Linked DNA regions of Homo sapiens: all the other regions are linked to region 2. The links are chromatin loops, found by intact Hi-C in ENCODE. Cell type or tissue: heart right ventricle. All regions are shown on one strand. Links, peaks and the distances in the headings refer to the core of each region. The heading gives the core; the rest is flanking DNA. Region 1 overlaps PDE8A (phosphodiesterase 8A). Region 2 has its middle 27 kb from the start of PDE8A. Region 3 has its middle 190 kb from the start of PDE8A.

The links. Peaks named below come from ENCODE experiments on the same cell type or tissue, not always from the same donor. Only the 100,000 strongest peaks of a DNase experiment are listed, where the experiment ranks them.
Region 1: a loop joins it to region 2, with 2.1 times the contacts of the local background. A loop is called at or near these places in 16 of 110 quality-filtered maps.
Region 3: it touches region 2 in a loop (2.9-fold over the local background); 22 of 110 quality-filtered maps call a loop at or near these places.

Annotation. Positions count from the first base shown.
Region 1 is chr15:85,003,475-85,008,474 of GRCh38, reverse strand. The region is part of intron 1 of PDE8A (phosphodiesterase 8A); the gene reads right to left. Among named protein-coding and RNA genes, the nearest start is that of PDE8A, 24 kb to the right of the region's middle. In heart right ventricle, for the core only: a CTCF peak has its summit at 2,940 (motif pointing right); no DNase peak of the experiment used is centred there; H3K27ac peaks cover 594 bases.
Region 2 is chr15:84,949,988-84,960,687 of GRCh38, reverse strand. It overlaps a transcript of SLC28A1 not described here. Among named protein-coding and RNA genes, the nearest start is that of PDE8A, 27 kb to the left of the region's middle. In heart right ventricle, for the core only: CTCF peaks have their summits at 4,975 and 5,174; a DNase peak (open chromatin) is centred at 5,147; H3K4me3 peaks cover 521 bases; H3K27ac peaks cover 432 bases.
Region 3 is chr15:85,164,213-85,174,912 of GRCh38, reverse strand. No RefSeq gene overlaps it. Among named protein-coding and RNA genes, the nearest start is that of PDE8A, 190 kb to the right of the region's middle. RefSeq lists a silencer at 6,063-6,202 and an enhancer at 9,569-10,105. In heart right ventricle, for the core only: a CTCF peak has its summit at 5,849 (motif pointing right); no DNase peak of the experiment used is centred there; H3K4me3 peaks cover 532 bases; H3K27me3 peaks cover 451 bases.

The sequences.
Region 1 (5,000 bases), core at 1-5,000, 51 kb before region 2:
CAACTGAACTGGGGGTGGGGGATGAGTTACACAGTATGGAGGAAGGGTCTGGTGAGGGGAAGCAGATATAGCTAAGGTTCAAGGAGAAAGGCAGTAATGGGGTCTGACAGAGTATTACGGGTATCAGCACGTGGAATTCTGAAAATATATTGAAGCAAATATAATTAACCCATATTTCACCATCACAACATTGCAAAGTTCCCTGGCTTCTGATCCCTCCCTGAGCCACTGACTATGCAGGCACAGACACTGTAGGGAAAGTCCTGGAATAGGACTTTCTGCAAAGGCCACAGCTGCCCAGACCACTCCCTATTAGAGGGAGCCAGCTTCTGACTCTCCCACTGTCACTCCTAGATACCCTGAGGCTCATAACACACAGCAATGCCACCCCTGCCACCTTCTCTTGACCTCTAAGTCACTCACATACATTAAGGACCTCAGTGCTTCAAGCTCACTCCAAGTACTACCATCACCCTGGGCAAGGTCAAGGTTCATATGGCAACACAACCACCTCACCCTTCCCTTTAATTCTGACTATGAGCTGCAGTCCAACCCCACTCCACTACAGGCACCACTGTATGGCCATACTTAGGAATGTCATTTGGCAGAATGTCCAAGAGCTCTCTCTGACCACAAATTTCCAATTCATCAGTTCTCCCTCATACATATTCGCATTTATAATAATTATTTAAAAAATAATAATACGCAACACTCTGGGAGTATTTACTATGTACTCAACACTATTGGGAGACTCATTTAATCCTCCCAGCACTCCTGTGATGTACGTATTATTCTCATTTTATATGACTTGAAATCTGAGGCACAAACAGGTTAAGTAATTTGCCCAAGGTCTCACAGCTATAAAGTTGCAGAGCTGAGATCTGAAAACAATGTGGTGGGGCACCGAAGTATGTGCTCTCTTTCATTATTTTTTACATTTTATTGAACATACACAGAAAGTACATATAGCGTAACTGTACTAATAGATTTATTTTTGCAAACTGAACGTACCTGTATAACCAGCACCCAGATCAAGAAGCAACATTACCGGCATACTAGAAGCCGCCCTGTGTCCCCTCCCAGTACCACTGTGCTGAATTCTAACAGCACAGATCTGTTTTGCCTGCTTTTGTGCTACTGTGGCTGGCTGCTTCTTCAGTCTTCACTTACCACCACCACCCATGCTGAATCGTGTTGAGAAGCTCCACCTATTAGGCACTGCTCTAAGCATATAATCATTTGGCCCCTTTAACTGACACTGCCTGGCCCTATATCATCTGTTCTCCTAGTCCCCCTCTAATGCTTTTCCCTTCTATCAAACCCAAACCCACATCCCACACTTTTGCTCTCTCATCAGTAGCTACTGGACATTCTGCGAAATGCAAAACTCCAATTCCAGATCAATCTAACTGTCTATCTTTCACCCATGTACAGAAGAATGGCCAAACACTGCTGAAGATCACACAGCTTGCAGAATGGTAATTAAATGCACAATGTCCCACCACAGCTGGACACCAAGTGCTGCCGAAGGTGCTTTCTCCATGTCCCCAACCACTCCTCCTCTCCTCTTCGTAGGGACTAGTCCAAATTCCAAATATTCCCTCTTCTCAAGTACATGTCAAAAGTCTCTAATGCCAGAAGGGACATCATATACATGCCCTAATCTCATCCTCCCACTCGCAATACAGTAGCCTAATTCCCTCCTATTTCAGTGAGCAATCCTAAAAATGTTTACCAGGGGTAAGTTTAAAAGGCAAACCAGGGAAAAAAAAAAAGTTATTCACCACACATGACAAAAAGATTAACATTCTTAACTTTTAAAAAATCTACACAAGAAGAAAAACTCTATTTCTCCAATAGGAAAACAGCCAAAGTAATAGACAATATAAAAAAAATTACAAATGGTTGATAAACATATGGACAAAGACTGATATCCGTTTCAAATCAACTTAATGCAAATAAAATTGGCCAAGATTAAAAATGGGTAATACCACATTCTTCCAGGTAGACTAAATGTTAATTCCCAAATCAAACTAACTGAGTGCCTGGACCATGTACTTTAGCCCCACCTGGAATCTGTGTATGGCATCCTGCCCTCAGCTTGCACTGAGAGACATTCACCACCACATTTATGATGGCAACATTGTTCAGAACCTTGTCCCTCTGAAAGGACCCATGAGAATACTTTCTTTTATTATTATTATTATAATAATAATACTTTAAGTTTTAGGGTACATGTGCACAATGTGCCGGTTAGTTACATATGTATACATGTGCCATGCTGGTGTGCTGCACCCATTAACTCGTCATTTAGCATTAGGTATGTCTCCTAATGCTATCCCTCCCCCCACCTCACAACAGTCCCCAGAGTGTGATGTTCCCCTTCCTGAGAGAATAATTTCTTTAGGTCTGAGCTCAGAAACTGTACTTCTCCTGAGTCATTTGCCATTTTTAAATCTCCAGAATTCTGCAACTGTTTTCGTATTTGGTGAGGCTGTGGAAGCTCAGAGCCGAACGTGTGACCCAGCCCCATGGCAATCATGCATGCCCCTGTGGCATGTGTTTCCACATACTGACCTCACTCCTGACTTAATTGGTCAGTTCTCGCCATGTTCCCTTGGCCCAATTTCCTTTTTTTTTTAAACTTATTATATGTATTTTTTAAGTTACTTAAACTCTTTTTGAAACAAAACGAGAGAGGGCAGTCCTAATGCTGAGGTTGTCCCCACTCTCCTGTCCTCCATATTCTGAGAGGAATGAATCAGATTGGACTTTCACAGTTTTCATTTGTCACCACAGGTGTATAAGGTGTCTGTGTCCTGGGCTAATGAATTCTGATTGTGCAAATTAGCTTCTTAAGCAATAGTCCCTAAATACTTGGTGATTTCTAATTGCCTTACTAAATACCATATAATTCTCTCAAAATGTTCTTTTAGGAACACCAGGGGGCATATTTTTCAAGACGGAGGTGCTATAAAATCAACAAATTTGACAAGCTATTCAAATTCTAAAATGGCCTGGAATATTTAACTCAAAATATTAAAAGTTCCTGTAATAACAGCTGGGCACAGTGGCACATACTTGTAATCCCAACACTTTGGGAGGCCAAGGCAGGAAGATTGCTTGAGTCCGGGAGTTCAAGACCAGCCTGGGCAATATAGTGAGAACCTTTCTCTACAAAAAAATTAAAACATTAGCCAGATGTGGTGGTGCATGGCAGCAGTCCCAGCTACTCAGGGGGCTGAGGTGAGAGGATCATTTGAGCCCAGGAGCTCAAGCTGTGATCATGCCACTATACTCCAGTCTGGGTGACACAGCAAGACCCTGTTTCAAAACAAAAAACAAAAAAAAGTCCTATAGTAATATAGAGATAATACCCAGCTATAAAACAAATGCATACTGCAATGTGTAAGATAAATGTATTCTATATACTTCCTAGATGAAAAGACAAACTTTAGAAAAGTCACTAAAACAAAACAGGAAAAAAAATCATATGGACTATGTTGAGTCCATATGATTCCATTATGGTGGAAGAGAAATAAAATGTCATAATGTATTCTTCAAAGAAACTATGTATCATTCAATCCAGAGAGAAAACATTGTCTAAAGGTAAAAAAAAAAAAAAAAGAATATTAAAAAATGTAATTATCCCCACTCTAATTCCAGAGAATGGGGAAGTGAAACTAAGATACATCCATTCAGACCCAACTTGGTTGTGTTCAAGTATTCAAAGAAACATCATAGAACTGACAGCAATGAACGGAAGCAGAACTTAGAGATTCAGATTGTATCCTTTCTCTCTCCCTATTCCTCTTCCATTTCATTGGTTGTATCAGCCAGGATGCTTGTGGTTGCAAGTCAAGAAAATTAATCTTAAAGTATTAGGCGATAGAGTGGATTTACTGCCTCATGCTAACGCAGAGTCCAGGGTCAGCTCTTGCGAGCTTCAGGAAAGGTTTGGTAGGACTTCACAATACGGGTTTGCAATTCTCTAAGCCTATTCTCACCCAGGAGTTGGCTTTGTCCTCACTGTGGGGGGCTGTGAGGGAGGTGGGAGGAACATCTTCCCCCAACCACTCCATAGTCTGATTGGGACAGTTTCTATGACATGCCTGCCCCTGAATTAGTAACTGGGACCAGATGAATTCCATGTCCTGCTCAGCTTGGGCCTGGGTTATGTATCTATTACTGAACCAATAAATGAGGCAAGGATGTTGCTGGGGCCCACCCTAGAGCTGGAAATGAGCTCAATCCCACCCAAACTACACAACTATTATGCATGGCAAAGGGGAAAAGGGGAAGCAACAAATGTTACCAAAGAAGCTGTGGCAGAGGCTGGCTTGCTGGCTACTGAAACTCAGTTCCTCTTCTTATTGGGCACACAGCTAGATCATATTTCCCAGCCTTCAGTGAAGTGTGGCCATGTGGCCAATGGAAAGTAAGTAATCTGACATGGACCACTTCTAGACCTGGCCGTTAAAAACCTCTCACTCATGACCCTCCATGCTCTTTTCTCCTTTTGGGAGCTTGTCCATATAGACAAGCATGGCAACCTTGGCAACCATATGTTGAAGATAAAAGAGCCACAGATAGAAGGAGCCTTAGTCCCTGAATCACTGCTTTGAGAACAGTCTTCCACTCTTCTCTAAGGACAGGGTAAAATGAGAAGTGATGAGCAATGCAGGGTAATTAAATATCTCTTAGGCAGGCTACACGAAGTAAGGGAGAACGTCAACTGGGAAGCCTTGTTGAAATTTTCCTACAAATTACCTATTCTTCTCTTAGCAAACAGAGTAAGTGGAAAAGTTCTCTAACAATTCAGAATACAAACTGCCTCAGGGTAAGATTAGGAATAAAAACTATCATTACATATAAAAGTAGTATTAATTCTTATGCTGAAAAAGCGTTTTGGGGCCTTGGCTGAACCCCAGTGCAGGGACAGCTATTGTTCTGATCAGTACCCTCACCTCCTCTGAGGGGCGCTCCCCCTCATTGCAACT
Region 2 (10,700 bases), core at 3,257-8,256:
AGGAAGCGGAGTTGAAAGCCTAGAGCCCCAGGCCCACCTGCCCATCACCCACATCCAGGTGGCTCTTTCTTCTCTGACAGGAAACTGGAGTTTTATCCTATGGAGATATTGAATCAGAAAAGCAGGCACAGGCCAGGCACAGTGGATCATGCCTGTAATCCCAGCACTTTGGCCGGCCGAGTCAGGTGGATCGCTTGAGTACAGGGGTTCGAGGCCAGCCTGGGCAACATAGTGCAACCCTGTTTCTACTAAAAATGCAAAAATTAGCCGGGCATGGTGGCACATGCCCATAATCCAAGTTACTTGGGAGGCTGAGGCAGGAGAATCTCTTGAATTCAGCAGGGGCGGAGGTTGCAGTGAGCTGAGATTGCGCCACTGTACTCCAGCCTGGGCGACAGAGCAAGACCTTGTCTCAAAAAAAAAAAAAAAAAAAAAAAAAAAAAAAAAAAAAAAAAAAAAGCAGGCAGGCACAGGGGAGTGGAAAATGTTCTGTATTTTAAAGAAAGATTACGGGAGAGTTTATAAACTGAATGTTCAGCACCACCTCCTCCCTCTTTGTGCCACTGTATTCCTGGAATTTTCTCTACCCTATGTGTGCCCTCTCCAGGCAGGAGACTGGAAGATTCTTCTCTGGAGAAATATCATGACCCCAGAAAATAGATTTATAGGTACTGAAATCCAAGAGTTCCCCCCATTGAAATAGATGGTCTCAGCCCAGTTATCTCACAGTAAGATACACTAGTTGATAAGCCTTATCCCTCCCCAACTCCTCAGTGTTTAAGCAACTCTTCAGGGACTCATTGTTACGTATGAACGTAAAACAAAGGATCACCATAGATTTGAGGACAGAATCTAATATGGAAGACAGAGATCAAAACAAACAAAACAAAAAGGAATGGAGGGTCCAGAGACAATGCACATGGACAAAGAAAAATGCCTTGAAACTATTAATATTCTCAGAGACACAGGAAATGATATTACTCACATGAAACAGGAAGGGCATATTAGAAACAAAGAAAACCCAACCATGAGGAAAGAGCTTTGGAAAGTTAAAATTATGATAGCAGGAAACAAGTTGATAGAAAAGTTGGAAGACAAGCTTAAGGACAATTTTCAGAAAGCAAACAAAATTATAAAGAAAGAACAATAAGAGAAGAGAGGTAAAAAAATTCGAAGATAAATTCGGAGGGTCTAACATTACAAAAAAAAAAGGAGTTTCAGAAAGAGAAAATAGAGAAAATGAAAGAGAGAAAATTAACAAAGAAAGGATATAAAACTTCCCTGACTGGTCATGGTGGCTCATGCCTGTAATCCCAGCACTTTGGAAGACCGAGGTGGGCAGATCACTTGAGGCCAGGAGTTTGAGACCAGCCTGGCCAACATGGCAAAACCCCATCTCTATAAAAAATACAAAAATTAGCTGGGCATGGTGGCAAAGGCCTGTAATCCCAGCTACTTGGGAGGCAGAGGTGGGAGGATCACCTAGGCCTGGGATGGTCGAGGCTGCAATGAGCTGTGATCATGCCACTGCACTCCAGCCTGGGTGACAGAGTGAGACCTCATCTCTTTTTTTTTTTTTTTTTTTTTTGAGATGAAGCCTCACTCTGTCACCCAGGCTGGAGTGCAATGGCGCAATCTCGGCTCACTGCAACCCCCACCTCCTGGGTTCAAACGATTCTCCTGCCTCAGCCTCCCGAGTAGCTAGGACTACAGGTGTGCACCACTCAACCCTGCTAATTTTTGTATTTTTAGTAGAGATGAGGTTTCACCATGTTGGCCAAGCTGGTCTTGAACTCTTGGCCTCAAGTGATCCACCCACCTTAGCCTCTCAAAGTGCTGGGATTACAGGCATGAGCCACCATGCCCAGCAAGACCCCATCTCAAAAAATAAAAATAAAATAAAAAAAATTTTGAGACCATCCTGGGCAACATAATGATATCTCATCTCTATAAAAGAAATTTTAAAATTAACCAGGTTTGGTGGTGCCTTCCTGTAGTCCCAGCTATTTGGGAGGCTGAGGTGGGAGGATGGCTTGAGTCTGAGAGACCAAAGCTTCAGTAAGCTACGGTTGCACCACTGTACTCCAGGCTGGGTAATAGAATGAGACCCTGCCTCAAACAAACAAACAAACAAACAAAAAACTGTAAGAGGAAGTGATTTCCAAACCTAGATTATATTCCCTACTAAGCTATTAACCAAGTGTGATGGTAGAATAAAGACATTTTCAGATATGCAATTTTTCACAAAATTTGATCTCTTGTGTATACTTTCTCAGGTGTTCTACCAAAATGAGGGAATAACCCAAGAAAGAGAAAGACAAGGGTTCCAAAAATAGGACATCCACCCAAGAGAGGTGTAAGCAAGTCCCAGGGTGACAGCTGAGCAGCAGCAGGCCTGAAGAGAACCAGGTGGAATAAGATAACACAGGGTTCCAGAAGGAACATCTCGGGAAAAGAGGGAATCAGATATAGGACCTTATAGAAAATAGCTCTCAGAGCTTGCGGATTTATATATATAAACAATTTTCTCTGGATATAAGACCAATATACAAAAATCAAGTATATTTCTACAATGGGCAATCCAATGACAAAATGAAGAAAACAATTCTGTTTTCTTCAGAAATTCTAAGTACTTAGGAATAAATTTAATAAATGAAGTGCAAGACTTGTACAATGAAAACTACAAAACATTGTTGAAAGAAATTAAAGAAGATCTAAGCAAACGGAGAGGCATCCCATGTTCATGGATCAGAGGACTTAATATTTTAAACTGGATGTACCCCTCAAATTGATCTACATATTCAATGCAATCTCTATCAAAATCTCAGCTGGGTTTTTTGCAGAAATTGATGAGGTGATTTTAAAATTCATATGGAAATGCAAGGGAACTAGAATAGCTTAAACAATCTTTAAAAAGAATAACAAAGATGGAAGACTCATACTTCCTGATTCCAAACCTTCCTACAAAGCTACAGTAATCAAAATAGTGTGGTAGTGGCATGAGGATAGACTACAGATAAATGGAATAGAATTAAGAGCTCAAAAATAAACCCTCATATTATGGTCAATTGATTTTTGACAACGGTGCCAAAACAATTCAATCAGAGAGAATAGTGTTGTCGGCCAGGCATGGTGGCTCATGCCTGTAATCCCAGAAATTTGGGAGGCATAGATGGGTGGATCACTTGAGGCCAGGAGTTTGAGACCAGCCTGGCCAATGTGGCAAAATGCTGTCTTTACTAAAAATACAAAAATTAGCTGGGCGTGGTGGCGTTCGCCTGTACTCCCAGCCACTCAGGAGGCTGAGGCACAAGAATCGCTTGAACCCAGGAGGCAGAGGTTGCAGTGAGTGGAGACTGCGCCACTGCACTCCAGTCTGGGCAACAGAGTGAGACTCTGTCTCAAAAAACAAAACAAAACAAAACAAACAAACAAAAAACTACGTGCAAAAGAATGGAGTTGGGGAATGACTTCTCGGGTGATGACAATATTCTTAAATAGATTCTGGTGATGGGCTGTACAACTAAATATACTAAAAACCATTGAATTTTACACTATAGGGTAATTTTATAGTATATCATTATATGTCAATAAAGTTGTTTAAAAATTAAAAATAATTTTCTTAACAAATTTGGGAAGAAATAATGACAGTTAAAAAGAAATCTAAGCAACAAAAACAAAAAAACAAGGTATATGGATTTGAAAATGCATAAATTTTTCACATTTTAACATTTCTGATATGGAGATGCATCCTACAAACAATGGAGTGTCACAGTTTAGTTGGGAGTGTTCTTTCTTAGTGGTACATAAAAAATGGCACATCTTACTGTCTTAAATTAGAAGAATTATGGTGATATGTTCAGAAGGAACAAGATGTGCAAGAGGCCAGGTGCAGTAGCTCACGTCTGTAATCCCAGCACTTTGGGAGGCCATGGCAGGAAAATTGCTTGAGCTCAGAAGTTTGAAATCAGCCTTAGCAACACAGGAAGACCTTATCTCTATTAAAAAAAAAAAAAAAAAAGTAAAAATTAGTCAGGTGTGGTGGTGTGCGCCTGTAGTCCCAGCTACTCAGGAGGCTGAGGTGGGAGGATCTCTTGAGCCTGGGAGGTTGAGGCTGCAGTGAGCCATGATTGTGCCACTGCACTCCAGCCTGGGTGACAAAGTGAGACCCTGTCGAAAGAAAAAGGAAAGAGAAACAAAGAAAGAAAGAAAGAAAGAAGGAAAGAAAGAAAGAAAGAAAGAAAGGAAGGAAGGAAGAGAAAGAAGGAAGGAAGGAAGGAAGGGAGAGAGAAAAATGCGCAAGATAGGAAATGTAATGATAATATGCTCCATGGCTCACCAATGCACAAGTCTTATAGCCATAATCAGACAGAAACACATTAATGGAATACAGCTTTTTCTGAAAGTTGTATATTACCATGTTGGGAGGAGAAAGGGAGGACAAATGGAATATGGGGTGGTATGAAAGAGTTAATGCTTCATCTTCTGTAATGGGGAGTAAAAAGGCACTATCTAAAATCACTAATTTGAGAAAATAGCAGTATGGATGCATTACTTAGAAATATGGATGTAAGTAACAGAAATGACTGAAAGAGTTTGAAGGGGAGAAGTCAGGGATGGGGAGGGAATTACCGAAATGTTTTCCTGTTATTGTTGCTGATATAACTATGGTACCATTTGACTTTAAAAATCAAGTATCTGTTGTACTTTGATTTGAATGGAAGGGAAAAAGGAAATGTGGAGAGGGAAGGAGGAAGTTGGGGGTTCGCTGTGGATCCTATCCCTTGATCAGGAAGGCTGGGGTCAATGCCCCTACCTCAGGTCCAATGGGAGGGAAAATTGAGCCGCACCTAGGGGGCTGCATTACACAGAGAGTGACTCCTCCTGTCCACAACCCTGATAGGAGTGCAGTGGGATGGTAGAGCCTGCCAGGAGAATATGTTTTCAGATTCTATCCTCCTTCAGAGGCACCGACCTCCCCCACAAAAGGGAGAGGCTCCCAGCAGCAGCCAAAACGAAGCCCTCCTGGGGCTCTGTGCTCTGCAGCCTCGCAGCCAGGGATCCCAGCTGGGGTGGGGTCAGCCACAGTCCCGCTGAACCAAAGAAACCCAGTCTTCCACTGCTCCGTGAGGAACTGCTGTGGAGGCAGCCACCAATGCATCCACCCCACCTGGTGGAAGAAGGGAGACTGCAGCGCGAGTGTTCCAAGAGCTTCTGTATTGGGAAAAATCATGACTTTGCTACTTTACTGATGCAAAGCGTTCCTCAGTTTCATCTTCTTGTATTCCAGATGCTTCACGGTCAGACATCTTTGATTGCTGTTCTGAGGCTCTTCCAGTTATCTGTTGCTATGGAATAAACATCCCAAACCCGTTGCATAAAACCACTACCATCCATTATGCTCTCGGATTCACTGTCTCAGGAATTTAGATGGGCACCAAAGGGGATGGCTTGTCTCAGTTCCATGATGTCTGAGGCCTCAGTGGGGAAGATTCGAATGGCTGTGGGCTGGAACCACCCAGAGGCTTTTTCGCTCGTGTCTGGCACTTGGGCTATGATGACTTGCAGGCTGGGCTCAGCTGGGACAGTTGACCTGGTGCCTACATGTTACTCCTCCAGATGACTTGGGTTCCTCACAGCGTGGCAGCCACAGAGCAGGGAGAACTCTTTCTTTGTGGTGGGTCAGAGTGCTAAGAGTGAGTGTCCCAGCGAACAAGACCAAAACTGCCTGGGCTTTCATGACCCAGCCTCAGAAGTCACATGGCATCATTCCTACCATGCCGTCTTTCTCAAAGCAGTCACAAGCCTGCCCAGATTAACAGGGAGAGGACATAGATCTGACTGCTTCATGGGAGGAGTGTTAGAAAATTTGCAGCCATGTCATAAAAATACCACAATGACTCAGTATTATTAATTAAAATAAAAATAATGTAAAGTATTTTACACATATCATATACCTGTTTACTAGGCAGATCAATGAGGAAGCCAACGTGCTACAATGGTTAAGTATCTGGCATTAAAACCAAACAGAACTGGGTTCAAAACCTGGCTCAGCCGCTGAACTGTGTGCCCTTGAGCAAACCACTTCACTTCTCCACGTCTCAGTTGCCTTGTTGGTAAAATGGGGATAATAATATCTACCTCACATAGTTTGTTTGTTTTTAAGGATTACACGGACAGCATATGCAAATAACTTGTCTCACAATAAGCATTCAGAAAACGTTAGTCCCTTTTTCCCTAAATTATTTCAAGCGCTACATTTCCATTATTTCTATTATCTCAGATTTTTGAAGATATGCTATCATTTGAAATCTTTATAGATAAATGGAAAGAATGGTTGCTTTCATCAGGAAACAACACCCCCGATCTCGTGGGAAACTGCTCCTCCTTCCCTTTCTGTTCAAATAGGAGCTGCCAGCTTCTACCTCCCTGGTCACAGTGATTGCTTCAGGGGTGGGCAGAAGAGCCAGGCCACACTGATCACCCTATCCCATTTTCTAGGCCTCAACAATGGGTCTGGAGGAGGGCACACGTCCCTGACAGATCAATCACATTCTTGGAGGTTTGCTTTCTTTGCCACAACTAGCTATCAGGAAAACAAGCTAATATATGAACCCATGATTTTCTGATGGCCATGGTCCAGTCTTATGGAGAAATCCAATTCAGTAGAAGGAGGTCACAGTGCAGGAAGACACAAACACAACAAAAGCAGGAACTCAGCGGTAGGCAGAGCCCTAGAGTCATGAAGTCCCCAGGCCCAGCTGCCTGCAGCTACACCCTCATCCCTCCTGGTGCCCATACATTCCTCTTCTCCTAAGCTATTTGATTTGTTGTCTGTCATTTGCAACCAAAAGAATCCTAAGTAATATACCCCTCTGATTTATACATTTTTTACAAATGAGGTAAATCATTCATAAACTCCAGTACTTTCACTATTATATTTTTCTACTTTTCTTATTTATTTTTGAAACTGCATCTTGCTCTGTCACCCAGGCTGGAGTGCAGTGGTGTGATCACAGCTCACTGTAGCCTCACATTCCTGAGCTCAAGCAATCCTCCTGTCTCAGACTCCTAGGACTGCAGGTGCTTGTCACCATGCTGGGCTAATTTTTAAATTTTTAGTGGAGACAAGGTCTCGCTATCTTGCCCAGGCCGGTCTTGAACTCATGGGCTCAAAGCAATCTTCCAGCCTCAGTCTCCCAAAGTGCTGGGATTACAGGTGTGAGCCACCTGGCTCAGGCTTTCCACTGTTATAAAGGAATCAATTAATTACAGTGACACACCTCTAAGTGATAAAACCCACCAGCTGTTGAGAGCTCTTGACATGAACTTCCTGAGACTCCTAACAGTTTAAGTCATTGAAGATGATTCACCGAGTTACGGAACTTTTCAGAAGGAGGCCCTGTCTTTTCCATACCAGCCATTAGACTTTCTCACCTCTGGGTTCTGGGCCTACCTGGAGGACCCTGGTCCCAGACTGCAGCATCGGGCCACACTCTGGCTCAGAGCAGCTGACACTGAAATAATGACATGCCCCAGATCCAAAAAGGATTAGAGATTAGAAATATCTGCCCTCTGGGCACTGCCCAAGAAAAGATCCCTTGAAAGCTGTATGCTTTGATGGAGCTTATTTGTCTTCTAATTGATGCGATGGCATTGAAAAGAATAGTTTGGTAATATAAACAATGGACTCCTCTAAAAGTAGAAAAGAATCTTATTGAGGAAGGAAGTTTCAAGGGATAAAAGCAATCTTTTGTTTATAAAGTGAATTTTCTATCTTTAAATAACTTTTCTTTATACTTTATTATTAAAAATTTTTTTTATTTTTTGAGACGGGGTCTCACTCTGTTCTCCAGGCTGGAGTGCAGTGGCACGATCACAGCTCACTGCAGCCTCGACCTCCCAGGAGTGGCTGGGACTACAGACGTGCACCACGACACCTGGCTAATTTTTTTGTATTTTTTTGTAGAGACTTGGTTTCACCATGTTGCCCAGGCTGGTCTCAAACTCCCGGGCTCAAGCGATTCTCCTGCCTCGGCCTCCCAAAGTGCTGGGATTACAGGCGTAAGCCACCGTGCCCGGCGACTTTTCTGTTTTCTTGGAAAAAGAAAAACAGAAGTTTTGCTGGGATAAAAATGTGTCCTTTGTCAGTTGGGGCTGAGTGGAGGAAGTAACCTGCGTGGTGGCATCTCCAGCCTGGTCAGGCTCACTCATGGTCCGTCACTGAAGCACATGGAGTCATTGGATGCAAGGAATTTACTGACGTGTAGGAGAGTGTGTAGCAGCATTTCGTGTGTCCATCTGGTTGGCAGTCTTGATCTGTGGGTTACTGCCTTCTTACTTGTAGATGAGAAATGAGTCCCACCTTGGAAAGATAGGAAAGATGTCTGTATAGAGAGCAGATAGCCACACAGCCTGTGTGAGGATGAGAAAACTGCTCCAAGCAGTCCTTGTGGGATCATCTCTTCCTTGTTCTTTTTTGCTCTCAACATAATTTGCAGTGTTTGGCAGGTGGGAGGGGAGCAGGATGGGGACCTGAGAAGCCTGTCCTTCTTCTAGCTCCTGTTCTAGTTCCTTGCTGTTCTTCAAGGGGAGGGAACACGGATCTTAGTGGGTAGACTGGGCCACACTTACCAGTGGATCAGGTCACTGTGTGTTGAAAGGTTATACACAGCACATGGACCTCTGCCGACTCCTGCTTCTGTAAGCCTGAGGCTGGAAACTGCTGTGAGCCTCCCTTGCCTCGCCTTGCCTTCTGTCTCTGGTGTTTTCCCATCATGAAGCTAAATTGGAAAACTTTGCAGTTTGGCCATCTGGCTCTCTTTCCACTTCCCCTCGGATATGTATCAGGAGTCTCTCTTTTTTCTCTGAAGTCTTGGTGGCCAGTGGGAGGTATGTTTCAGATTTAGACTTTGTCAGAAGGAGCGGGCCCATTTAGGACTCCAGGTGAATGTACCAGCCCCATGTTACCAGAGAACCAGGAGTGCCAGGCAGGGATGATGGGCACTTTGTTAATAATAGCTTGTTCCCATTTGTTCATCAGGATCCCCGCAGGAAAGAGGCAAATCTGCTCCTTCTTGCCACCTATCTTATTCTTCCTGTCTACTAGCAGGCTCATATAAGAGATCCCAAATAATAACATAAAGGAGATAGAAACTTATTCCCCTCTCACATAAAGTTTGTGCTGTCGTGGCAGTCTTGCTCTGCAAAGACATCAGGACCCCAGACTCCTTCTTTTTTTTTTTTTTAATTATTTTTTTTTAAGACAGGGTCTCGCTCTGTCACCTGAGCTGGAGTGCAGTGGGTCATGGCTCACTGTAGCCTCCACCTCCCAGGCTCAAGCCTGTCTCAGCCTCCCAAGCAGCTGGGACTACAGGTGCCCACCACCATTCCCAGCTAATTTTTCTCGAAGGGGTTTCACCATTTTGCCCAGGCTGGTCTCAAACTCCAGGGCTCAAGAGATCTGCCCACCTTGGCCTTCCAAAGTGCTGGGACTACAGAGGCGAGCCACGGCCTCAGGCTCCCTTCAACTTGAAGCTGCTCCATCTCTCGGGTGTTGCCTTTGTCTTCATGGTCCAAGCTTGCTCACCTTCCCATCTGCATTCCAACTAGCATGGAGCAAAAATGTGAAATATACCAAGAACGTGTGGGATGCCCCCATTTATCTAAGGCAGGGGTCAGCAACCACAGCCTGCAGGTTGGCCTCCTGTTTTTGTAAACAGGCTTTATCGGAACACAGCCACTCTGTTTGTCTATGGCTGCTTTCAACTACAAGTGCAGAGTTGAGTAGTCGTAACACGGCAATATGGCCCACGAAAGCTGAAATATTTACTATCTGACCCTTAAGAAAAAGTCAACAGAACCCTCTTCCAAGGGCATGATGGGAGGCTGCCTACTGGACTTCTGCTCACACCCCACTGGCCAGACCATGGCCACCCCTAACCCAGGAAGGTTGAGAAATGTAGTCCTTTTTCTTTTTCTTTTAAGACAGAGTCACTCTTGTCACCCAGGCTGGAGTGCAGTGGTGCTATCAGCTTACTGCAGTCTCAATCTCCCAGGCTCAAGTGATCCTCCCACCTCAACCTCGTGAGTATCTAGGACTGCTTGCACACACCGTCATGCCCAGCTAATTTTTTATTTTTTATGGAGACAGGGTCTCACTATGTTGCACAGGCTGATCTTGAACTCTTCCCACCTCAGCCTCCCAAAGTGTTGGGATTACAGGCCTGAGCTACCGCGCCTAGCTGAGAAATGTAGTTTTTATTGTAAGTGGCCACATGCCCAGCTGGATTGTCAGTTTTTACTAAAAAAAAAAAAAAAAAAAAAAAGGAGACTGGCGACTGGAGGACAGCCAGCTGTCTTTCTACACGGGTCAAGTGTTCTTCAGCCTGATGTTGGTGCCTGATATTTTAAAATTTTGAGTTTATGAATGAGATCCTTGCTATTCACTCATAGCCACGTTGATTTCTTTTGTTGCCTCTGCCTTTCCTTCCTCATTAGGATATTTTGCCCAGCAGAGACAGGGTTCAATCCAAGCGCTGCCTTTCCTTGCAGAGTCTCTTTCCTAAATGGCTTTATTCTCAAGTGTGGGACAATCGCCTGGCTGTGCTGCCTCCCCATCCCTGCCAGTGACAAAGTCTCTGTTGGCAAATTGTCCCCATTCCACCATTCCATATCTTTGTCAGAACTTCATCCAAAGC
Region 3 (10,700 bases), core at 3,357-8,356, 210 kb before region 2:
AAAAACAAGACTAAATCATAAAATAAAATTTGTGTTTTTTGGGGAAATGACACAAAACTTCCATGACACTTGAAATTAAGACAGTTTGTTTCTAGATTTTCTGCTGTGCATGTGCACGTGGGTGTGTGCACGTGGGTGTGTGTACGTGCTCATCCTTGGTTGGCGCCCTATGTGTGGACTTGCTGTATCTACTGAGTCAATCTGCAGTGTCTGACTGCACAATTTCCAGCACACAGAAGCTCTACATAGCAGTTGAGACTGAAGCAGCAGTCTCCTTCTGGGTTTAATTTGAATTAAACTGTCAGGGTGTACTTGTGTGAGAAACTGATAATTTTCAGCAAGAAATTTCCAGATGAGGCCTGTCACCCTCCAGTGTAACTCTAGGTCCTGCTTGGCAGGGGAACTGGCTTTGGCTGGAGGCTGGGTCAAAATGGTTGCCCCGGAACAGCACATTCCCATCCCAGGAGGGAGCTCTGTTGGGAGCATGAGATGGACCAAGAAGACCCATCCATTAGGAAAGTGACTCTTGGTCTGTCTAGTTTTAATGGAGGAGGGAGCTTGGTGCAATGACCAATTTTGATGGGGGAGCTAGTGGGAAACATGGGCATTGTCTTTCTCATGTGTGCCCCACTGGGGGCCCACCCTTGAGGGGTGAAAAGTTCCTGGAGATGGATCAAGAGTGGTGTACATGTCACAGCTGCCCAGGCTGGGGTCCTCCCACCACCCCTTGGTCCTGCCCTCTGGAACCCTGGGCAGGCTGGCAGGAACCCTTTTCTTGGTCTGGGCTTCTGGCAAGGATGCCTATTGCTTCCTATCATCCATGTGGGGAAGGCTAATTGGAAGATTCTGAAACTAGGAGAACAGCAATTATCAAGTGAACCCAAGATGTGACTAAAACTATCTCTGATGGCAAAGCCTTTGATGCTGAAGAGCCTGGCCCATAGAAAGATGGCCTTGAGCATGGCACCTCTGACCAAATCCCTCACTCTGACCTACTGAGCATATGAACCCAGCCCTGCTCCCAGCTGGGGCCAGAGGAAGACCTCATGGAGTCCACGTGATAACTGTACTTCCTGTGTGCGTGTCACAGCTGATTCCACCCACACTGTCCTCTGCCCCGGCCAGCCCAGCCCTGCCATGCCCTGCCATTGCAGTCAGGGCTCTTTGGGTGTGAGTGACAGAAAATTCACTCGAGTTGGCTTAGGCAAGAAGGGAAGTTCATTGCTCAGTAAGTTAGCCACGGGCAGGGCAGGGAACAGCTGGGCCTCAGGAATACCTGGACTCAGAGTCACCAGCACTGTCAAGATTTGCAGGCTCCTTCCCTTGTCTCTGTCTCCACCTCAGTCCGCAGATCAGTTTTGTGCTCTCAGAGCAACTTTCTTCACAAGGTTGGAATCAGGCTGTTGGCAGCATGAGGCTTCCATCTTCCTGGCTTTTCCCGCAAGAAAGGATGGGGCTCCTCTCCATTAGTTCCTATTCAGAAACTTCCAGAAGAAAGTTTCTGCTTGGTCTGGTCTGGATTGGCTGGGTAGCTGGGACACTAGAACTGCCAAGCCCTCTAGTGTCATGTGGTTGAAGTAGGGCGGGGAGATGTATTAGTCACTTCAGGGTGCCATGCCAAAATACCACAGACTGGGTGGCTTAAATCACAAACATTTATTTCTCACAGTTCTGGAGGCTGGGAAATCCTAGACCAAAGTGCCAGCAAGGTAGGTTTCATTCTGAGGCCTCTTCTCTTGTCCCGTAGGTGGCTGCCATATTGTGTGCTCACATGACCACTTCTTTGTATGCACATGGAGAGAGAGTGCGTGCACTCTCTGGCGTCTCATCTTATAAGGACACTAATCCTACTGAATCAGGGCCCCACACTTAGGACCTCATTTAACCTTAATGACTTCCTGAGAGGACTTATCTCCAAATGCAGCAACACGGAGGATTAGGGCTTCAGTGTGAATTTGGAGGAGTCAGAGACATTCAGTCCATAATGGGAAGAAAAAACTATTCAGGAAAAAAGGGGTGCAGTGGCCAGAAAAAGGGGGCAGATAAAACTTCAGATGCTCTCCCCATTTCCCCCAATACACATACACACACAACCCTGCCTTTGCCCCTTCCCCACAAGGCCACTCCCCACCCCATGATTATTTACCTCCCTCCTGTCCTGCTCTGTGGAGCTACTCCTTCCCCTAAGTTGTCCTGTGGCGAACAGAATGCTACATGCAGGTAGGTGCATGTAAATGCAGCCCGGAACTGGGGGCCTCCTGGACCATGTGTGTCCTGAGCCCCACCATGGGACTGGGCAGGAAGTGGGTCTTACCCATGTCTCCTGTCCTCAGGCAGAGCCTAGCCCTGGGACATGAGCTCAGTGGGTGCTGCAGCTTTGTTGGATTCACCTCAGGCCCCCTTTCCCCCCATCCACTTATAAGGTTCCCAGGGCCTTGTTACCTCTGTCCTTGGAAGAAAAGAATGAGATTACCCAGCTCACATGAACCTGCTGGTAGCTTCCCACAATAGAAGGACATAATTTTCTTATTTTCTTTCTTTTTCTTTTTTTTTTTTGAGATGCAGTCTCACTCTTTCACCCAGCCTGGAGTGCAATGGCGCAATTTTGGCTCACTGTAACCTCTGCCTCTCTGATTCAAGCGATTCTCCTGCCTCAGCCTCCTGAGTAGCTGGGGCTACAGGTGCGTGCCACCACACCTGGCTAATTTTTTGTATTTTTAGTAGAGATGGGGTTTCACCATGTTAGCCAGGATGGTCTCAATCTCCTGACCTTATGATCTGCCACCTCGGCCTCCCAAAGTGCTGGGAACAGGCATGAGCCACCACACCCAGCCAGAAGGACATAATTTTCTAGTTCAAAAGTGTTGGGGTGATCAGGCCCAACACCAGGCCATGGAGGCTCCAAAGTCCAGCGGGGTCAAAGGAATGAGAAAAGACAAGAGTGCATAAAGTGGGTCCAGGGGGCCAATGCTAGATTGGAGGCTGTGAAGGCCCTGAGCTCTGGGAGCCCACACTATTTACTGGTGATCAAACAAGCAAGCAGGTGGTGAGGACATGTGGATGTGGGGGTAAACAGGTGAGGGTGTGGGGACGTGGTGGTAGAAAGGTACCGGTGCATCAAGTGTAGCTGTGATGGTTTTGCATTTTCTTTGATGCATATAGAATATGCTCTGCTGCTTGAGATAATGGGGAACATGTTTCTGAGCCTGGGAGAGCAACCAACAAGTCTGTGCACACTCCAGAGGCTATGAGGGGTTTTATGCCCTGAGCCCTGGATTCCATCAAAGCCACAAGGGATTTTATGCCCTGGGCTTAGATTGTGGTGCGGCAGGGCAGCCTTCCACCCTTTGGCACAGAACTTGGTGTTCCAAAGGCCACGAGGGGTTTTAGAACCTGGACCCTGGACCCTGGACATGTTCCAAGACTCTTTTATATTATGACTGACAAGCCAGTCCTGCCTCAGCTCTTACACCAACAAAAAGCATCTACCAAGTGACTAGCACAGTGAATGAAGAAAGACCTGCAATAAGGCACATCACTGAGAAATTCTAGAAAACCAAGGATAGAGAGAAATTCCTAAAATCTTCCAGAGAGAAAAGACAGGTTGTATGTAAAGAGCCAAGACTTTGCATGACACTGACTTCTTCCCAACAACACTGGGAACTAGAAAATAAAAATAATAGAGCAATATTTCCCAATGTGAGGAGAAGTTCTGTTTAAACTACAGCATTGCATCCAGCCAAACTAGTAATCAGGAGTTGAGGTAGAACAATGACATTTTAAAATATATGGGGTCAGAAAGCTTGGCTTCCATTCACTCTGTCTCAGGAAGCCACTGGAAGATGTGCTGCAACACAATGAGAGGATAAACCAAGGAAAAAGAAGATCTGGGGCCAGGGAACAGGAGATGCACACAGAAGCGGCAGTAGGAAATTCACACGATGATGCAGAGACATGCCAGGATGCCAGTGGTGCCACAGGCTGAGAGAGCTGAGTCCAGTTTGGAGCAGGATGAAGGATGCACACAGAAGCGGCAGCAGGAAATTCACACGATGATGCAGAGACATGCCAGGATGCCAGTCGTGCCACAGGCTGAGAGAGCTGAGTCCAGTTTGGAGCAGGATGGAGGGCAAGGGAGAGAGGGAAGCCTCCAGGAAAATAATAGGGCTGATACAGTATCCAGTGTTTCTTAGTTTTTGGATAATTATCACTAGACATTTGATAGATCAGTTGGAGCATCTGAAAAAAAAAAGGTAGGTAATAGGTAGGTACAAAAACATATAAGCAAATGAAGGGAAAATATCTGAAGCAATTATTAACTCCAGGGGAAGAAAGAAATGAAACGATTTTAGTGCAGGACTTGGCTGAGGGAAGAATATTTAGGTGTCTACAAGAATGTAAATATTTTTGATTTCATAAGATTGTGATCCAATCAAATTGGTAGAATGAAGGCAAGGAAATTGTTAAGATCTCATAAGGGAGGTAAATCCCTATACTGTGCTATGCCAGGAAGTCAACAGATACTGAGGAAAACAAATCAAGAAATGGCAACATAAACGTTATTTAGAAATATGATTATAAATACCAGATGACGTAGCAAAATGAGTTTAAAGTGATGGCCTCTGGGAATTAGCACTCAAAGGCAAGAAAGGAAAGGGCACAAGAAATGGTTTTTGATATAAGCCTTTTGTCACCATTTTGTCCTTTTCTTCTCGTTTTCTTTTTGTTCGTTTTACTGAGCATTTCTTGCTCCAGATACCATTTTGTTCGTAACTTTGTGTATCTAGTAATTTGATCAGAATTAAATATAATGTTAGTAAGTTCTGGAGATCTGTTGTACAGAATGATGACTATAGTTAATAATGTATACTTGAAATTTTCTAAAAGAGTAGATTTTTTGCTTTTATTATAATTTTTAACTGACACAGAACAGTTGTACATATTTATGGGGTGTAGTATAATATTTTTATACATGTATACAATGTGCAATGATCAAATCATGGCAATTAGTGCCTCCACCACCTCAAGCATTCACCATTTCTTTGTTCTGGGAGCATTCAAAATCCACCCTTCTAGCGATTTGAAAATATATAATAAATTGTCACCGTATAGTGCTAAAGACACTAGAACTTTTCCTCCTAACTATATATATATATATATATATATATATATATATATATATATATATATACACATATATATATACATATATATATATACGTATATATATATATATATATATTTATTTATTTATTTATTTATTTATTTTATTTTATTTTTACAGTCAGGGTCTCACTCTGTCCCCCAGGCCGGAGTGCAGTGGCACAATCACAGCTCACTGCAGCCTTGACCTCTCAGGCTCAGGTGATCCTCCCACTTCAGCCTCCCGATGTTTACTTTGAGCACCTTGGATTAAGGTACATCTGTCAAATTTCTCTACTGTAAACTTTCCCCTTTGTAATTGTGAGCAGATATTTTGAGGCAAAATATCTGTTCCTCATCAACTTTTTGCCCACTAGCTTTAGCATCTATTGTTGATATTCAAAATCCATCATTCCTTTTATATTTATTCGTATTCTACTCTAAGGAAGAGATTATTTATTCCCAGCAAACGTTTGTATTTGTATGTGGAGGGGGGGTAGAGCATTCTCAACAAATACTCTTACCTTCTAAATACAGCTCTGCATAAAGAAGCCCCTCCCCTAGGTCTGATGTTAATGGTGAGGAAAGGATTGGGCTTTATGTAAGTATGGCGGGGCGGGGAGCTGAGACAAGGGGGAGCTTACACAAAGCCCAAACTGAGAAAAATTACCAATAATAATAAAACTGGGCAGCTTGCTGTGATACTTCCCACACTCCTCCACTGGGGGGCGATGTCATTATTTTCATCTTCCCAGCTCGCCCACCTAGGAAACCTGCCCTAGGTAACTTAGATACGAAGTAAGGGAGGGGCAGGGACGGGAGGCTGCACGGGGACTGCGGGAAGCAGCTGTGACAGTGCTCCAGCTGTGCTGGGTAACCTCTCTAGGCTTTGGTTCTTTCCTCTAAAACACGACCAATCATAGTGCTCATTAGAGCTACCTGAGGATCTCATTAAACGCAAATGGTCAGGCCCCGCCCCCACCCCCGCCCCCAGGGGCTGTGATTTGTGTTTCAGTTTGGGGCGGGCCCAGCACAGGTGTTCCGAGTGAGCTCTCCGGGCAGTGCCGTGCTCTGCCGGGTACCCTCGGGGGTATCCTCTCAAATTCTATGCGTCGGAGTAATGCTGTTGGCATAAACTAGGCTGTCTTCTGCTTTCTGTGTCATGGATACAGTGCTTGCTGAAGATTGAAAGTGCCCTCAGAAACTTTTGGAGGTAATTCTTTTTTCCCATATCTTCCTTCGTTATTTTCAACTAACAGAAGTTAAATACTTATATAAAATGAGTACATGTTAAAGATTTTTAAAATTTATTTTTATTTTTTGAGACGGAGTCTTCCTGTCTCCCAGGCTGGAGTGCAGTGGTGTGATCTCGGCTTACAGCAACCTCCACCTCCTAGGTTCAAGCGATTTTCCTGCCTCAACTTCCCGAGTAGCTGGGATTACAGGCGCCCGCCACCACGCCTGGCTAATTTTTGTACTTTTAGTAGAGACGGGGTTCACCATGTTGGCCAGGCTGCTCTCGAACTCCTGACCTCAAATGATCCGCCCGCCTCGGTCTCCCAAAGTACTGGGATTACAGGCCTGAGTCACCGCGCCCGGCCAAAGATTTTTTTTAAAAAACTCAATTGGGGGAACTGAGATGTTATAATCAGTTCAAAGGAGAAGTCAAAGAAGGACAAATTAATTTGGAGTAAAGTAACATTGAGAGGAATTTATAAATGGACACAAAACTAGCCTCTTCCTTCTACAGTGGGGAAGTCAACTGAAGCTCTATTGGAACAATCTTATTTGCAAGTCTCTAGACAGGAATTTTCTGCATGCTCTCAGGTATCTGTAACTTACAAAGTTGCAAAATCGCTTGAAGGCAGTGGAAGGTTCAGAGCCCTTGTAGAATCTGAATCAGAACCCGGGTTATTGCTCTTATCAGTCAGTGCATAGTGTTTCACTGAAGCACACATTTCCCCCCATATCTGTAAATTCATATATGTTTCCTGTATTGCCTATGTCATCAATATTTTCCATTTTATTAGTATGTAATTATGCATAGTTTTCCCTTGTAACTAGGAAGATTCCAAATCTATTATGTCTCATATTTAATAGTCTTCATTTTCTGAATTAAACATGTCATGTGTTTGACTATTTTACCGATAGTTTCAAAGAACCAGCATTCGGAGTTCTTCCTCCCTTCCTTCCTCTTTACTTGAGGTTGTCTCTTTTTCCCATTAGAACTTGTGAGAAATATGAATAATGCTTATTTTCTCTCTTCAACTGCAGAGTTTGGCAAATGATAGCCAGCTGCTTGTTTGTGTGTGAGCCAGAAACTAAAAATGGCTTTTTAATGTTAGTTTTTATTATTTTTAAGACCACCCTCCAGCAGGTGTATAAAAATGTCTTTTACTTTTTTTTTTTTTTTTTTTTTTTTTGAGACAAGGTCTCACCTTGTCACCCAGGCTGGAGAGCAGTGGTGCTAGGGTGTGTTTCAATATGGCTGTGTTCCAATAAAACGTTATGGGCACTGAAATTTGAATTTTCACTGGCCATATTCTTCTTCATCTTTTAAACATTTAGAAATGTAAGGCATGGTGGCTCAGCACTTTGGGAGGCCGAGGCAGGAGGATTGCTTGAGGCTAGGAGTTCAAGACCAGCCTGGGCAACATAACGAGGATCTGTCTCTACTAAAAGTTAAAAAAAAAAAAAATTAGCCATGTGTGGTGGCACACTAATTTTAAAGTCCCAGCTACTTGAGAGGCTGAGGTGGAAGGATCATTTGAGCCCAGGAGTTCAAGGCTGCGGTAAGCTATGATGGCTCCACTGCACTCCAGCATCGGTAACAGAGTGAGACCCTGTCTCTAATTTACCAACAGAAAGAAGGAAGGGAAATGATTTTGAGTGGTTTTCCTTGGCTTTTGATGAGTCAAGAGATGTTACCAGTACTGCTCAAAGTGTCAATGCCAAGTTTGAAGAGACTGAGAATTTGGCTTTATGAGTAATCTACATAGAACAACTATAGGTAAGAATATTTTTAAAGAAGACTAGAAATCACTAATTCGGTGTAACCTGAGGTGGGAATCTGCTGAGCTCTGGTACAGATGGTTGTAGCAAAAGTATGTGTGGAGCACAAAAAGGCTCATTTGGAGAAATTCCAAAGCTGGCAAAAATGTAGTGTTTAAAACTCATGGTTGTCATTATATTATTCATCAGATGCCTTGTGGAAAATATCTATGTTATGGATAATGGAAGTGAACTTCATTTCCTCTCATTTAACTATCATCAATTCTATGAAATTTGGTAAAGTGTTGTTTTTAAAGTGTGATAAAATTTAATATTTATCATTTTAACCACCCATAAGTGTACAATTCAGTGATGTTAAATGCATTCATGTTATGTATGATCATTGTGTGTACTCAAAAAACTTTTTCATCATCCCCAATAAAAACTCTGCACTCATTAAATAACTCCCCATTCCCCCTTTCCCCAAACCCCAAGTAACTTCAGTTCCATTTTCTGTCTCTATGAATTTGCCTTTTCTAGGTACCTCATATAAGTGAAATCATCAATATTTGTCCTCCTATGCCTGGCTGCTTTCACTAAGCGTAATATTTTCAAGGTCCATCCTTATTGTAGCATATAGCAAAATTATATTCCTTTTGTGGCTGAATAATGTTCTGTTGTGTGTATATACCACATTTTGTTTATCCATTCATCTGTTGAAGGACATGTGGGTTGTTTCTATCTTTGGGCTATTATGAATAATGCTGCTGTAAACATGAGTGTACAAATATCTGTTGGAATCATTGCTTTGCTAACCATTCATTAGCACAAGATGTCTTTCTATTTATTTAGGCCTTTCTTTATTTAGGACTTTCAATAATGTTTTGTAATTTTCTGGGTTATATTCCCAGAAGTGGAATTGCTGGGTCATCTAGTAATTCTGTTTAAGTTTTTGAGGAAATACCATGCATAATATCTTCCACAGGAGCTGCACCATTTTACATTCTCACCAGCAATGTGCAAGACTTCTGATTTTTTCCACATCCTTGCCAACATGTTATTTTCCATTAAAAAAATAGTACTTATCCTAATGGGTGTGAAGTGAAGATATTTCGCTGTGTTTTTGACTTGCATTTCCCTAATGGTTAGTGATGTTGAGCATCTTTTCATGTGCTTATTGACCATTTGTGTGTCGTCTTTGGAGAAATGTCCATTCAAATCCTTTGCCCATTTTTGAATCAAGTGGTTTGTTTTCTTGAGTTGTAGGAGTTCTTTATATATTCTGGATGTTAATCCCTTATGAAATATGTGACTTGCAAGTATTTTCTCTCACTCTGTGTGTTGCCTTTAACGCTGTTGATAGTGTTCTTTGATAGCTATCAGGGGAACCAGCTCCCAGTATTTCAACATAGGTTCTTTTCTGTTTTCCCTAAGTGTCAGCTGATCTGAGAAATAAAGAGAAAGAGTACAAAGAGAAGTTTTACAGCTGGGCCTCTGGGGGTGACATCACATATTGGCAGGTTCTGTGATGTCAACCTGAGCCGCAAAACCAGCAAGTTTTTATTAGGGATTTTGAAAGGGGAGGGGTATACAAACAGGGAGTAGGTCACAAGGATCACATGATTCAAAGGGCCATAAAGATCACAAGATGGAGGCAAAATTAGAATTACTGATGAGGGTCTGTGTCCCACTGTGCACGCATTGTCTTGATAAACATTTTAACAGGAAACAGAGTTCAAGAGCAGACAACCGGTCTGACTAGAATTCACCAGGCTGGAATTTCCAATCCTAGAAAGCCTGAGGGCACTCCAGGAGACCAGGGCGTATTTCATCCCTTATCTCAATCACATAAGACAGACACTGTCATCGTGGCCGTCTATAGACCTACCCCTGGGAATGCATTCCTTCCCAGGGTTATCAATTATTAATATTCCTTGCTGGGAAAAGAATTCAGCAATATTTCTCCTACTCACACATCTGTCTATAGGCTCCCTGCAAGAAGTAAAATATGGCTCTATTCTGCCTGACCCCCCAGGCAGTCAGACCTTATGGTTATCTTTCCTTGTTGCCTGAAAATCGCTGCTATTCTGTTCTTTTTCAGGGTGCCCTGATTTCATATTGTTCAAACACCCATGTTTTACAATCAGATTTCATATTGTTCAAACACACATGTTTTACAAACAATTTGTACAGTTAACACAATCATCACAGGGTCCTGAGGCAACATACATCCTCAGCTTACAAAGATGATGGGATTGAAAGATTAAAGACAGGTGTAAGAAATTATAAGAGTATTGATTGGGGAAGTGATAAATGTCCACGAAATCTTCACAATTTATGTTCAGAGATTGCAGTAAAGACAGGCATAAGAAATTATAAAAGTATTTTGGGAACTGATAAATGTCCATTAAATCTTCACAATTTATGTTCTTCTGCCACGGCTTCAGCCGGTCCCTCCATTTGGGGTCCCTGACTTCCCGCAACAGATAAGTTTATTTTGATGAAGTTGAGTTTGCCTATTTTTTCTTTTGTTGCCTGTACTTTTGGTGTCATATCTAAGAACTCAT